Regions from separate parts of the Homo sapiens genome. Here all the other regions are linked to region 2. A link is a loop called in an ENCODE intact Hi-C map of the cell type or tissue named here. Cell type or tissue: PC-9. All regions are shown on one strand. Region 1 overlaps JDP2 (Jun dimerization protein 2). Region 2 has its middle 13 kb from the start of LINC01220. Region 3 has its middle 33 kb from the start of BATF.

Region 1 (5,000 bases), 140 kb before region 2:
CCCTCCAACAGCTTCCAACACATGTGGCCCACAGAACCGAGAAAACCTGGCTCCTCCTGCCTCTCTGACCTTCCACTACATCGCCCTCCTCTACCCCTCAACTCCAACAATGGGCCTTCTTCCTCTCCCTCAAAACGACAAGTTCTTCCCTGTCCCCCGGGTTTGTACTTGCTGCTCCTTCTTGACGTCTTTACTGACCACCCCAAACTAAAAGCCCTGTCCTGTTACTATCTCCCTGTGTATTTCCTTCAAGGTGCATTCACTAACAGCACTTATCTTTTTCACATGCATGTTTGCCTGCCCGTTGTCAGTTTCCCATGAGAACCTTAATCTATTCATAGTTAATCTATATAAATATCTCAGTCTATCATCACCTTCACCACTGTCACTCAGCCACCAGAGCTGAGCATGGCACAGAATGGGTGTTTATTAACTAAATTAACTACATTTAATTTGCCATCTCAGTAAGTCACCCAGCACAGCTCTATTCAGCTTCCCCACTTTTGCAGATGAGGAAACTAAGAACATCAAGGCTGCGTAGATGCTCAGTGACAGCGCAGGACTCGTATCCAGGTCTTTGGGCCGCAGGGCCTGAGCACGTCCTGCTCTTCAAGGGGTGGGTGGTCTGATCATGATCACTGCCTTTAGAGTTAGAAGTTTTTAACATGTTTTAAAAAACGTTATTGCACAATTTACATGAAGGTGTAACATTCAAGCTCCATGGTTTAAAGGAGGGGACGTCACCAGCTCCTCTCGGGCCTAACCCTCACCCATTTCCGTGTTTCTCAGGCCCCGTCTGCAGGTGGCGCGGCATTTCCACTGTGACAAACAGCAGCCCAGATGTGATTTTGAATTCTGACTTTTCATAAGCGTTTTCAAAAACATAGCTTGCAGGACCCACAGAGAGACAGAATGAGAAAGAGAAATTACATTCTCAACCCAAGGCGCTGAAAATACAGAAACTCTCACATGGACAAAGAAATAAAGGAAGTGATAAGCAAAAATGGACACAAAAGAAAAACCAAAACCCCCAGCACTAACCAGAGTAGCCCAAGTCTGAGGGTTCTGTCTCATACTAAGAATTGTTGCCTGGGCAGACAGAACCAGGCTAATCTGAGACTTGTGGCATCAGAGTTGACAGTGTGAGCTTTGGTTGGTGGGGTTGGGGGGTGGTCTTTAAGACCTGAGTTCCTCCAGAAGCTCTGCTGTAGACCAGCTGTGTGCTCCTGGGCAAGTTACTTGGCCTCTCTGAGCCTCCATTCCTCACTTGTACAGGAAGGTACTGAGCCCTGCCGCACATGGTAGTAATGAGGACTGAGTTCCAGCCCAGAGCCGGGAGCACAGGAAGAGTTCCGTGATGCCAGCTTCCCTGCCTTCCTTCGCAGGCAAGGCGGAGGTGGTGCTATTGCAGCAGCGGCACACTGGCCTGCCTCCGGGCAGAATGCGGCACAGAAAGGAGTACTGCGGAGAGGGAGGAGCAGGCTGGGGAGTTCAGGGCGTGCTGAGTTGTCAGTGAGCAGGCCTGGAGTAACAGCCCCGCAGCCTCCAAATCTAGCCTCAGGCCTCACACAGCCAGCCAGGCCCACCAGGGCCCCCCCTGCATGGAGGAGCCACATTTCAACACCAGGGACCCATGAGCACCCTGGGAAGTAAACACCCAAATACCAAACATACCAGACATTCCCCTACATAAACAGGGCTGCACTAAGCCAGGGGCTGCAGTCCCTCCCCACTCCCCCACCCCCCATCAACAAAGTAGGGCAATTCAGGGACAAGATCTCAGCCTGCCCAGCCGGCTAGGCCCATAGCCTCCTCCCACTCCAGGAGGGAGGAATGAGGAAACCCCAGGGGCCCTCAGCCAACTCCCTTGCTGACCCCCGGCAGCCTGCAGGGGCCAGGCCCTCCCAGCATCCCCCATGGGGCTGAGCTGTTGGAAACTCTCTGCCCTCCTGTCTCTCCCGTCATCTCTTGCCAGGCCTTCTTACTCAGTGGCCAAGGTCTGGGCCTCAGCTGTGAAATATTGAGCTGTTTCAGTGAACAGCGGGCAGGGCTTTAGGAGAAAATTCAAGACAAATGGTCAGTCTAAGGCTGGGGTTGCAGACTCACATCACCTCAGGGGTCAAGCAAGTAACTCACCATTAGTGAGGGGGGAGGGCTGGATGGGGCGGTGGCCACCCCTCCTGCCATGGGAGGGGACACTAGCCCCAGTGGGATGCAGGCTCAGTGCTGCTAATTCTTCCAAGTTTTCAAGAAAATATAAATTTTTGAAGTAAAATCTCCCACTTTTGAATGTCAGCAACAAATTCCATTTTGAAAGGAACACCGCATGAGCCAAACAAAACACATCTGTGGGCTGCACTGGCCCACGGCTGCTGATTTATGACCTCTGGCAGTCAGCTGACCCTAGTGGGCTTGTCCTCAGAAGCCTGGGCTCTGGTCACCACAGTGCCCTGCTCTGTGACCTCGAGTCAATCAGGTCACCTCTCCGGTCCTGGGGCTCATCTTTAATAAGCACAAGTAGCTCCCATTTCTCACTGACCTTCAAACACATCTGCAAGGTGGGTCTCAGGGGCCTTATTTTACAAGTGAGAAAACTGAGGCTCAGCGAGGTGGAGTGTCTGCCCGAGGCTGCCAAGCTGGGAAAAGACAGGGATTGACTCCATTCCATCAGGCTACCTTCCACACGGTGGGCTGGACTAAAATCTCCGCAAAGTCCTTTCCAGCTCTGACTTCTCTGGGTTTTCATTCATCCAGCCTTCAAGGGCAGCGTGGGCCTGATTGAGGGATGTAGGAAGGGTGCCCCCTAATTTCTTATAAGAAGTTTCTTAGCTGGGCACAGTGGTGTACACCAGTAGTCCCAGCCACTCAGGAGGCTGAGGCTGGAGGATTGCTTGAGCCCAGGATGTTGAGACTGCAGTAAGCCATGATTGTGCCACTGCACTCCGGCCTGGGCAACAGAGCAAGACTCTGTCTCGAAAAAAAGAAAAAAGAAGTTTCTGCTTTTACAGACGCTTAGTGCCAGGGGCTCTTGGAAGCACCAAGGCTAATCCCTAGATTTTAGATGAGGAAACTGAGTCCCAGAGAAGGAAATGGCTTGCTCTTCAAGACAGGGATTGGGTCTTCACAGACCAGCCCAGAGGACACTGCTTGGTCCATCCTCCTGGGAGGCTCTGCCTGACTGTGCATCATCCCTCTTTCCTGAATTTTCCATGCCCTGGACCCACTCCCCTGCACCTGCCCATCCTCTGACCTTGCCTTTCCAGTCTCCTGCTATTTCCCATCCCTTCCGGGCTGTTTTCCAGGTCCCATCCTTGGCCTGCTACTCTCCTCACTCGATACGCACGGCCTGTGGATCTCCGTTTGCATCTACTCACGTGGTTTCAGCCACCACCCATACACTAATGCCAACCAAATCTGGATTTGCAGACCCAAATATCCAAGTGCCAGCTGGGCCAGACGCTCAACGTGGATGTCCCTGAGGGCTCACTACCTGCCTCCCCACACCCCCGTCCCTCTTGTTATCTCCAATTTTGATCACGCCAGCCATCCAATTCTAGATTTTAAATCTTCGTCAGATTTGCTCCCCCCATCCACCCCCACTGTCACTTTCCAGGCCCACTGTCTCTCCTTGACCACTGCCCCAGTCCCCCAGGAGGCCTCCAGATCCTGCACAACCATCCTCCATCCCAGCCATCGGAAGGATCTTTCTAAAATGCAAATCTGGCCCAGTTACTGTGCACCTTACCCTCCGGATGAGGCCCAAGCTCCTATGTCAAATGAGGTTGCTGGGACTTGGCCCCACCTGCTGTGGTCTTACCACCTGTTGATCCCAGGGTTCCGCTCTATGCTCCTGAAACACTGAGGTGCCATATACCATACACTTCCCTGGCCTTCATGCCTTTGCCCTGCTGTCCCCTTGGCTTACTTCTCATGTCTCCTGTACATGCAGCTGGAGCATCACCTCCCACTGGAAGCCCTCCCTGATTTTCACACCCTGTAGGCTGAGGAGGTGTCCCTCTGCTCTGAGCGTATCCTGGCCCCTACTGTATTATATTCTATTCACAGTTTCTGACTCCTCCATTAAACTGGGAGTTCCACGAGGGCAAAGTCTGCATCTTGTTGACTTTTTGTGTGCTCAGCACCTTGCGTGGTTAGGGAGGAAGGGAGGCCTGATCCACAGAGCTGGTGACCTGGGCAAGAACCCAGACACTCCTGACTCCAAGTCCAAGGTTCTTTCCACTTCACTTCAGCTGCCCCCAACAGCAGGATGTAATCAAGCACATTCACCTGTGAACAAACCCACACACTGGACGCTGTGCTCACTCAAATCAGCTCAGCCAACCACCAGGTGAAGGCTCTGAACAAGAGCTGGCAGAGGCAATGGCTCCACCTGCCAAGATGAGTCACTCGGCTCCCATGGCTGGGGGCACGGGTGGATAAGCCATTGCCCTGTGTGCACAGCATCTGCAGGAAACAGTGTGGGAAGCAGGGCTGCAAACTAAGCTCCAGCCTTAGATTCTGCAACTGAGAAGACCCAGAGACCCTAGATCCTGGCTGCATCCTCAGGCCAGGAACTCAAGGTCAGAGAAGGGGAATGAGTGTGCCCCGGTCCTGGGTCGGACAGTGACAGGACCAACTGGAAGGCTACTGCTTTCTGGGAAGAGGCAGGGGACACCTTCTGTATGAACTGAAAGCCTGACACCCTACAATCTTTGTGGGGCATCAGAGCCCACAGGTGGATCCTTCCAAACTGACTCCTCAGTCTCCTCGTATCTCAGCCAGATGCAGCATGTCTCTGACCAGGGCCCTCCCAACTCCCCTTGTCCATAGTAAAAACCTTCTTTTGCATTAAGAGAACCCCAAAAACAACAGGCCGCCGAGGTGTGAGGCTGGTTTATATGAACAGAATAGGAAAAGGCCATTCTCTCAAAAACCAGTGGAGAACAGCCCCATTTCCACGGCTAAGAAAAGACAGCATTGTGTTTGGAACAAAGCCTGAG
Region 2 (5,000 bases):
TGTGTAGAAACATCAAAAATAAATAAATCCAGGAAGAAAAACAAACAAGTATGTGGATGTTAAGGAACAGCTTTAGGTGAATGTGGTGACAGACATCCAAGTAATGTTCACCTCAAATTTTGGGGTGGTTTTGCTGCTTTTATTCGGATAACTGTAGAAGCAAGAATCCAGAATATTTGTGACTAATTTGAAAACATGGCGTCTACCCTTTTGCTATTTCATCGGGTTTTTATCTCCCAAATAATCAATTTTAATAATTTGCTTGGTCCTCGATAATCCTGAATTTACTCCCAGGACTATCAGGGAACAAGCAAGTTATTGCTGTGCTTAAAATTTTTGTTTTGTTTTGTTTCACTCTGTCGCCCAGGCTGGAGTGCAGTGACGCGATCTCGGCCCGCTGCAACCTCCGCCTTCTCCCTCAGCCTCCCAAGTAGCTGGGATTACAGGCACCCGCCACCACGCCCAGCTAATTTTTGTATTTCTGGTAGAGATGTTGGCCAGGCTGGTCTCAAACTCCTGGCCTCAATGGATCCGCCCACCTCGGCCTCCCAGAGTTGGGATTACAGGCATGAGCCACCGCACCCAGCCATCTGCTTTGAGATACAAAAAAGATGTTTCTGGCCTGGCGCGGTGGCTCACGCCTGTAATCCTAGCACTTTGGGAGGCCGAGGCAGGCGGATTGCCTGAGCTCAGGAATTCAAGACCAGCCTGGGCAACATGGTGAAACCCCATGTCTACTAAAATACAAAAGAAATTAGCTGGGCGTGGCGGCGTGCACCTGTAGTCCTAGCTACTCAGTAGGCTAAGGAAGGAGAATTGCTTGAACTCGGGAGGCAGAGGCTCATGCCACTGCATTCCAGCACTCCAGCCTGGATGACAGAGCAAGACTCTGTCTCTCAAAAAAAAAAAAAAAAAAAAAAAAAAGATGTTTCTTGTGCATCAACCTTTGAAGCTGTGTAACAGCAGCCTCAGCTCCTCATCTGTAAAATGGGGATAAATAATACCAACAGCCAGGTTATAAAGGGCTTAGCTCAATTTGCATACTTACTGAGCTACTATCATCAGCAACTCCCACCTATGCCTTTTTTCTGATGATCCCGACACTTTTCATAAGAACTGCATCATAGGCCGGGTGCGGTGGCTCATGTCTCTAATCCCAGCACTTTGGGAGGCCAAGGCGGGTGGATCACCTGAGGTCAGGAGTTCAAGACCAGCCTGGCCAACATGACAAAATCCCATCTCTACTAAAAATACAAAAATTAGCCGGGTGTGGTGGTGGGCACCGATAATCCCAGCTACTTGGGAGGCTGAGGCAGAAGAATCACTTGAACCCCAGGGGGCAGAGGTTGCAGTGAGCTGAGATCGTACCACTTCACTCCAGCCTGGGCAAAAGAGCAAAACTCTGAAAAAAGAAAAAGAAAGAAAGAAGGAAAGAAGGAAAAGAAAAGAAAGGAAAAGAAAGGAAAGGAAAGGAGAAAGAAAGAGAGAGATCGCATCATTGCCGGGCACAGTAGCTCATGTCTGTAATCCCAGCATTTTGGGAGGCCAAGGCAGGCAGATTACCTGAGGTTGGGAGTTCAAGACCAGCCTGACCAACATGCAGAAACCCCGTCTCTACTAAAAATACAAAATTATCCAGGCATGATGGCGCATGCCTGTAATCCCAGCTACTCAAGAGGCTGAGGGAGGAGAATTGCTTGAACCCAGGAGGTGGAGGTTGCAGGGAGCCAAGATTGTGCCATTGCACTCCAGCCTGGGCAACATGAGCAAAACTCCATCTCAAAAAAAAATAAAAAATAAAAAATAAAGAATCACATCATTGAGTCAGTTAACACATATTTATTAAACACTCTAATGGGTCAGCACTGTGCTAGGCACTAGGGATAAAATGATAGGCAAGAAAGACACAATCCCTACCCTTTGGGAGCCTCTGGACTAGTAAGGGAGACAGACAATGGTCAAATAACCACACAAAATGTAAAATTACTTCTGTGCCATGTGAGTGAAGCCATCTCAGACCCCCCAGACCAGTTCATCCTGCCGCTGAATACCACGGAGGATCTCAGTCATTGCTGTAATCAGCAGAAAAATTCCCAGCCAAGTCCTGCCTTCATCCCTGATCTGCAGAATCATGAGCTATAGGAAATCAGTGGCTCTTTTAAGCCTCTCCAAAGTAAAAATAATTGCATCTCTCTTAGGTGCCTAAAGCATTAAGAGGACAATTTTTAAAAAGAGGAAATAAACTGCATTTTAGTCCTTTTTTCTAGTTAGGAAACCAGGGCTGAGGTAGGTTTAGATATAAGAATGCAATGATTTGACCTGCTAAATCCTAAAGCCTAAAGTGAATTCCATCTGCCATCCTGCAGAAACATCCTGGCGGTTTCCTTCAAACCTTGTTTTGCTGAAGAGCGCCCTCTTCTGGCTCGGGACCCTTCTCCAGCCACGCTGCCTCCTGCGGCTGCAGCTTTTGGGATTGTAGGCTATGGCGTCCATTCCTCCACCAAACCTGTACTGAGCACTGAGGCCCTGACAATACAGCCGGAATCAGACACCGGCTCCCCCACCTGTGGGGCTGACAATCATTTGAACTGAGTCTCTGAGATTGCAGGGCAAGCACCGTGACTCTCATTTAACAAAGAAGGAACTGAGACAGGGAAGGTGGCTAAAACTTTGCTATGTTATTGATGATTTACCGCTGGATTTTAGGGCTTAGGGAGACAAAGAACCTTCCACTGAACATTAGATTGGGCCCACGTTTCTCACTCTCCAAAACCCACCCTGCCGGTCACCCTCGGTTCCAGACCTCAAGTCCCTTCCATCTTGGGAAGTCTCCTCATGACGCTCCAATGTGCCGTTCTTATTGTCACCTCCGCACTTCCCAAATACCTTTCCATGCCACCTGCCACTTCATCTCTGTAATGACTCTTCTCCAAAGCCCACCCTCAGCTTCCCTCTTCCCTAAGATCTTGTAGCGCCCACTGGAGGGTCCCCTGGTGTCCCTCATACTATGGACTGTAATATACATTTAGAAACAATGTATGGAAGCATTTGGAAAAATATACCTCTTTGTATATGCTGGCCATGGAGGGCAGAGAGTAGTTCCTATCTGACAGGGCTGTTCTTTAACTTAAATGATGAGTTTGAAGCACTTGGCACACAGTAAACACTCAGCACATGATACATATTGTTTAACATGTTCAGTGTGGTTACCTGCTTAAAAAACAGATGGTCCTCATAGCATCTAGTGTCATCTTGCACACATCATAAAGAGACAGAACCCTGCCACCGTGTGGAGAGCAGGGCTCACACAGGAGGTATCATGCCCGAGACCCAGGATATGTTTAGGAATACATAAACATGTTTTCATTTCTTTTGAAAATCAGAAGAAAAAAATTAACTTTTACATTGAAAAAAAGTTTTATTTTTTTTGTTTTGTTTTGGAGTAAGAGTCTCCCTCTATCCCCCAGGCTGGAGTGCAGTGGTGTGATGTCCTCGGCTCACTGCAGCCTCCTCCTCCCAAGTTCAAGCGATTCTCATGCCTCAGCCTTCTGAGGAGCTGGGATTATAGGCGCCCGCCACCACGCCCGGCTAATTTTTTGTATTTTTAGTAGAGACAGGGTTTCACCATGTTGGCCAGTCTGGTCTCAAACTCCTGACCTTAGGTGATCCACCCGCCTTGGCATCCCAAAGTGTTGGGATTATAGGCGTGAGCCACCATGCCCAGCCTGAAAAAAAGTTTTAATATATAATATTAATATATTTTTCTTTATACCAATGTAGTCATAAAATATAATTTTATAATTATATTAATTGTTAATCAATATAATTATTAATTAACTTGACTATTATCAAGTGATTTTTGACAAAAGTGCCAAGACCATTCAATGGGGAAAGGACAGTCTTTTCAACAAATGGTGCTGGGAAAACTGGATATCCACGTGTAAATGAAGTTGGACACTTGCCTAACACCATATGCAAAGATTAACTCAAAATGCATCAAAGACCCAAATGTAAGGCCTAAAGCTGTAAAACTCACCGAAGGAAACACAGGAGATAAGCTTCACAACATTAGATTTGGCAATGATTTTTCTGGATATGACACTTTTATTGCATAAGCAATAAAAGAAAAAATAGACAAATTAGACTTCATGAAAATTTTTAAATTTTGTGCAAGAAAAGACACTAGCAACAGAGTGAAAAAGCAACCCACAAGATGAGATAAAACATTTGCAAATCATATAGCTGATAAAGGATTAATATCCAGAATATATAAAGAACTCCTAAAACTCAACAACAAAAAAGCAAACAACCCAGTTCAAAAATGGCCAAAGGACTTGAATAGACATTTCTCCAAAGAAGATATATAAATGGCTAATAAATAAGCACAAAAGATGTTCGACATCACTAGACATTAGGGAAATGGAAATCAAAACTACAGTGAGATACCACCTCACACCCATTAGGATGGCTACTATTAAAAAAAAACACACAAGACCATGCACAGTGGCTCACGCCTGTAATCCCAGCACTTTGGGAGGCCAAGGTGGGTGGATCACCTGAGGTTGGGAGTTCGAGACCAGCCTGACCAACATGGAGAAACCCCATCTCTACTAAAAATACAAGATTAGCTGGGCGTGGTGGTGTATGCCTGCAATCCCAGCTACTCAGGAGGCTGAGGCAGGAGAATTGCTTGAACCCAGGAGGCAGAGGTTGCAGTGAGCTGAGATCACGCCATTGCACTCTAGCCTGGGCAACGAGAGCAAAACTCCGTCTCAAAAACAAAAAACGAAAACACCACACTCACACACACAGGCTAGGTGCAGTAGCTCATGCCTGTAATCCCAACACTTTGCAAGGCTGAGGCAAGAGGATTGCTTGAGCCCAGGAGTTTGAGACCAGCCAAAGCAACATAGTGAGACCCCATCTCTACAAAAAAAAAAATTAAATTACATTACATTAAAATTAGCCAGGTGTGGTGGTCCATGCCTATAGTCCCAGCT
Region 3 (5,000 bases), 180 kb before region 2:
TGATGGAGCCCCTGCCCTAGATCCCACGGTCTAATGAGGGAGACAGATGCATAAGCAATTATAATTCCAGCCGGGCGTGATGGTGCACACCTGTAATCCCAGCACTTTGGGAGCCCGAGGTGGGAGGATTGCCTGAACTCAGGAGTTCGAGACCAGCCTGGGCAACGTGGTGAAACCACATCTCTACAAAAAAAAATACAAAAATTAGCTGGGCATGGTAGTGCATGCCTGTAGTCCCAGCTACTTGGGAGGCTGAGATATGAGGGTCGCTTGAGCCTAGGAGGTTGAGGCTGCAGTGAGCCATGACTGTGCCACTGCACTCCAGCCTCAATGACAGAGTGAGACCCTGTCTCAAATATATATATATATATATATGTGTGTGTGTGTGTGTGTGTGTGTGTGTGTCTGTGTGTGTATTTCCATGCAATAAATGCCACAAGAGAGGAAGGGAAGAAGTACAGAGGAGGGGTGTCCAATCCAGACCTGAGGGAGTCAGGATCTCTTCCCAGAGGAACTAAAATTTAAATTAAGACAGCAAGGCTCTATAAGACATAGGCCGGCATGGCAGACTAGCTCTCATGTTTCCTCTGCCTCCTGGACACAGAACAAGACTACATTTCCTAGCCTCCTTTGCAGTGAGGTGTGACTACGCCACTGAGTTTTAAGTTAATGTAATGTGGACAGTTGAGAAGCACCACTTCCAGGCCTGGCCCATATTCTTTGCTCATTCACTAGCTAAATGCAGAAGACTCCAATGTCCCAGAGGAAAGTAGAACCACAAGACCAAAGAGCCTGGATCCCTGAATCACCACATGGAAGACCTGTCCACCAATGGGGAGTTATTGCATGCATGAGAAATAAAGTTTGTTGTAAAGCCATGGAGATTTGGAGTTTATCTGTTACAGCAATTGGTATTACCCTAACTTATAACCAAGTAGGAGTGGGAGATAAAGTATGCCAGAAAAAAAAATTAGTAAAAGCGGTGACATGTGCCTGTATTCCCAGCTACTTGGGAGGCTGAGGTGGGAGGATCACTTGAGCCTAGGAGTGTGTGACCAGCCTGGACAACATAGTGAGACTCTGTCTGGAAAAAAAAGACTAACAACCAACCTAACTTTAGTGGGTAGCATTCAACCAAATGGACAGGAAAGAACAGAGGCTCTGAGGCAAATAATGGGATCAAACCCTGGCTCCATATTTCCTGGCTGTGTGATCTTGGGCAAGTTATTTAATATCTTTGCATTTTAGTTTCCTCATTTGTAAAATGAGGAAAAGAATATCTTCCTTGAAGGGTTGCAGAGAGTATTAAATAAATAGAACCTAGGATGGTTCCTAATACAAAAGGCTTATCAGATAATAAATCCCTTACTCCAAACTGTATGCATTCATAGAATGACATTTAACTAATAATATGCTTTGGTAACTGGTAACAGTAACAATAATAATAAACATTTACCGAGAACTATTTATGCTCCAGGCACTTTTCTAATTATTCACAATTATTAATTAATTCCATACTCATAGCCCTATGAATTACTTCCCCCCCACATTTTACAGATGAAGAAACTGAGGCACAGAGGTGTCGGTAACATGTCCAAGATTATCAGCTGGTACATGGTGGAACTGGAGTTTAAATCTAGGAAGGCATGGTTACAATTCCATGCTGCAGATGAAGGAACAGAGAGGTGGTGTAAATTGTTAAAGCCACACAGTCTTAAGGTGTTCTGGGGTTGAGGGCTCCAGCACCAGCCATGACTTCTTGGCATTCTGTAAGGGCACGGAGCAGACGGCCTCCTCTGACTCCGTGAGAAACACCATCCTTTGCATCTTGGCAGGTGTGCTGGTGGCTTTGGCAGTAATGACGCTGACCAAAACCAAAGACTGATCCTCAATCAACAGTGAGAAATCAGCAGGTGAACGCGCCCTGGGTCCCCTCCAGCAATGACACTGCAGCTCTCTCTGGCTGTGAAATGGAGGCTGAGTGGTTTGGGTTTTTAAAAGAATGACTTTTCCATCAGAGCTTTAAAGAGGCTTACACTGGAGCCACCTCATTTAGAAGTTTTCTTTTAAACTTTTTTTTAGTTAGTTTGTTTGTTTATTTATTTATTTTGAGACGGAGTCTCCCTCTGTCGCCCAGGCTGGAGTGCAGTGGCGGGATCTCGGCTCACTGCAAGCTCCGCCTCCCGGGTTCTCGCCATTCTCCTGCCTCAGCCTCCCGGGTAGCTGGGACTATAGGCGCCCGCCACCAAGCCCGGCTAATTTTTGGTATTTTTAGTAGAGACGGGGTTTCACCGTGTTAGTCAGGATGGTCTCCATCTCCTGACCTTGTGATACGCCCGCCTCGGCCTCCCAAAGTGCTGGGATTACAGGCGTGAGCCACCGCGCCCGGCCCTTTTCTTTTTTTTTTAAGTTTAAAAGGATTCTCTATCTCAGAAAAATGAAACAAAACGAAAACAGTTCTAAGAAATTGGGCCTCAGAGGGCAAACCTAAAGAAGAAACTGCTCCACAAGAAAGGGGCTGGACTTGGACTTGCCGAGCTTCCAAATGACCAGCAGAGGGCAGCAAAGACGCTGCCCAGAGAAGGCTGACGCCCCAGGATCTTCCTAGAATCATCCTCGAAGGAAGGGCTTTGTCCGTCACTCGGAGCATCCCCTAGACTTGGAGTCTCAGCTATTTAAAAAAGAATGGGCTTTGGGCTTGTTCTTCAGCTCATGTAGCTAATGCACAGGAACTTTGGAAAATTTGGGAGGTCTGGAAATATGTGAGTCAAATAATTATAATCCTGCCATCCAGAGAGAACTGCTGTTAATATTTTAATGAATATCCTTCTGGACAGATGTAGAAATGGATGGAAATTTAGATTATACATATACATATACATATACATATACATATACATATACATATACATATACATATACATATACATATACTTTTTTTGATTTCCTGAAACTGACATCAGTCAGTATATACGAATTGGTGGTCTGCCAGCAGGCTGGACGCAGTAGCTCACGCCTGTAATCCCAGCACTTTGGAAGGCCGAGGTGGGCAGATCATGAGGTCAGGAGTTTGAGAGCAGCCTGGCCAACATAGTGAAACCCTGTCTCTACTAAAGATACAAAAAATTAGCCGGGCATGGTGGTGCACGCCTGTAATCCCAGCTACTCAGGAGGCTGAGGCAGGAGAATCGCTTGAACCTGGGAGGTGGAGGTTGCAGTGAGCCAAGATCGCGCCATTGCACTCCAGCCTGGGTGACAGAGCAAGACTGTCTCAAAACAACAACAACAACAACAACAAAAACCCAACAGCAAAAAAAAGTATAGCCATATATATCTGCATGCATATATGGCTATATTTTTTGCCCTAGTGTCTCTCACTTGGGCAAGTCCCAAGTGAGACTTGGAGGACCAGCCTCTACTGCACCCAGCACAGGGGTGAGGAGCCGGCACAGCGAAGGGTGGGCGGGCAAGACCAGTGTCCTCTGGTGCCAGTGGTCATTCTGCTGATATATATCTGCATGCATATATGGCTATATTTTTTGCCCTAGTGTCTCTCACTTGGGCAAGTCCCAAGTGAGACTTGGAGGACCAGCCTCTACTGCACCCAGCACAGGGGTGAGGAGCCGGCACAGCGAAGGGTGGGCGGGCAAGACCAGTGTCCTCTGGTGCCAGTGGTCATTCTGCTGGTATATATCTGCATGCATATATGGCTATATTTTTTGCCCTAGTGTCTCTCACTTGGGCAAGTCCCAAGTGAGACTTGGAGGACCAGCCTCTACTGCACCCAGCACAGGGGTGAGGAGCCGGCACAGCGAAGGGTGGGCGGGCAAGACCAGTGTCCTCTGGTGCCAGTGGTCATTCTGCTGGCTCTCTTCATAGCCTGGGGCTAAGCTTTCTGCAGTCTTAGGGAGAGGAAGTCGTGGAGCTTTCTAGCTCAAAAATATTCTGCTGCATGAGCAGGTGCTCTGAGTTCGTTGAATTTCATCAAAATGAGTCATATCAAAGGTGTGAAAGAGTGGCAGGGTTTAAGGAGTTACCACATCCTGGTTCCACATGGTACATCATCCTTTAACTCCAGACAGAGGCACTACTCATTGGGAATTCAGGCTGCAGCAATGGGCATGGTGTTTTCTCTCCAAATGCAAAGACTTCGAACATTTCTTTGTCTTTGGATGTGGCCACCTATTCCCAGAGAAAAACATCAGCGTTCTTACTCTGCAACCCCTTTGCTCGTTGTTAAATGAGCTTCAAACCTAAAAAAAAAAAACAACCCACTGAAAGTGCAGCGATGCCTGAATTGAGTTTTAAATGAGACACAGGTGTTGACTAGGTGAAGCGATGGGGACATCCCACTACCCAGAATTATAAGCAACTCTTGTTTCTCCACACAAATAGATGGGCCACCGCTGATTTCCTAAGGGAATTCTTTGTCCTTGCTTTGGAGTGAGATAAATCCGGCTTTGAATATCAACTCCACTACATCCTTATTTTGTCCTTGGGCAAGTCACATAACCCTGGGCATTCCAAGGTAGAGCCAAGATTAAAATGTTGGAAGCGTTTAGAAGGAAGTAAGAGCTGTTCAGTCTGGCTGGAGCAGAGAATGAGAGGGGCCAGAGCAAGACGGGGCAGGGACGCCGCACTAGGGAAGCCCACCAGAAGCTGCCGCCGGATCTTAAGCAAGGGTTAAATCCTATGATGACAGATGATGTTTTTCCAGTCTCTCAAGAGTTATAGCAAAAACCAACAACATGCATTGAAGGTTGTATGTATTTTACACATATGAAACTACACATATAGTCCATTGGCAGCATTGTGTCCTATTCGGGTGACCATTATTGGCTCCCATAGGCAGTTTGGCAGGCTTCCTACCCAACCCCACTCTGCATCCCAGTTGCACACATGAGATAATTCCAGTGAGGGTTGTCCCCACCCTCTTAAATGTGTTGTGGTCACATTCACAGCTCAGATGGTCTTTCTTTCTTTCTTTCTTTCTTTCTTTT

What was found. Peaks named below come from ENCODE experiments on the same cell type or tissue, not always from the same donor. Only the 100,000 strongest peaks of a DNase experiment are listed, where the experiment ranks them.
Region 1: it touches region 2 in a loop (4-fold over the local background); 11 of 110 quality-filtered maps call a loop at or near these places.
Region 3: it touches region 2 in a loop (16-fold over the local background); 107 of 110 quality-filtered maps call a loop at or near these places.

The regions. Positions count from the first base shown.
Region 1 is chr14:75,449,911-75,454,910 of GRCh38, reverse strand. The region is part of intron 2 of JDP2 (Jun dimerization protein 2); the gene reads right to left. Among named protein-coding and RNA genes, the nearest start is that of JDP2, 24 kb to the right of the region's middle. RefSeq lists enhancers at 1,370-1,883, 1,884-2,399, 2,400-2,914. In PC-9, a CTCF peak has its summit at 1,981; DNase peaks (open chromatin) are centred at 1,630 and 4,370; H3K4me3 peaks cover 1,532 bases; H3K27ac peaks cover 4,688 bases.
Region 2 is chr14:75,305,395-75,310,394 of GRCh38, reverse strand. No RefSeq gene overlaps it. Among named protein-coding and RNA genes, the nearest start is that of LINC01220, 13 kb to the right of the region's middle. In PC-9, CTCF peaks have their summits at 2,225, 2,431 (motif pointing left) and 3,284; DNase peaks (open chromatin) are centred at 2,424 and 3,264.
Region 3 is chr14:75,486,529-75,491,528 of GRCh38, reverse strand. No RefSeq gene overlaps it. Among named protein-coding and RNA genes, the nearest start is that of BATF, 33 kb to the left of the region's middle. In PC-9, CTCF peaks have their summits at 2,354 and 2,557 (motif pointing right); DNase peaks (open chromatin) are centred at 2,578 and 3,978; H3K27ac peaks cover 836 bases.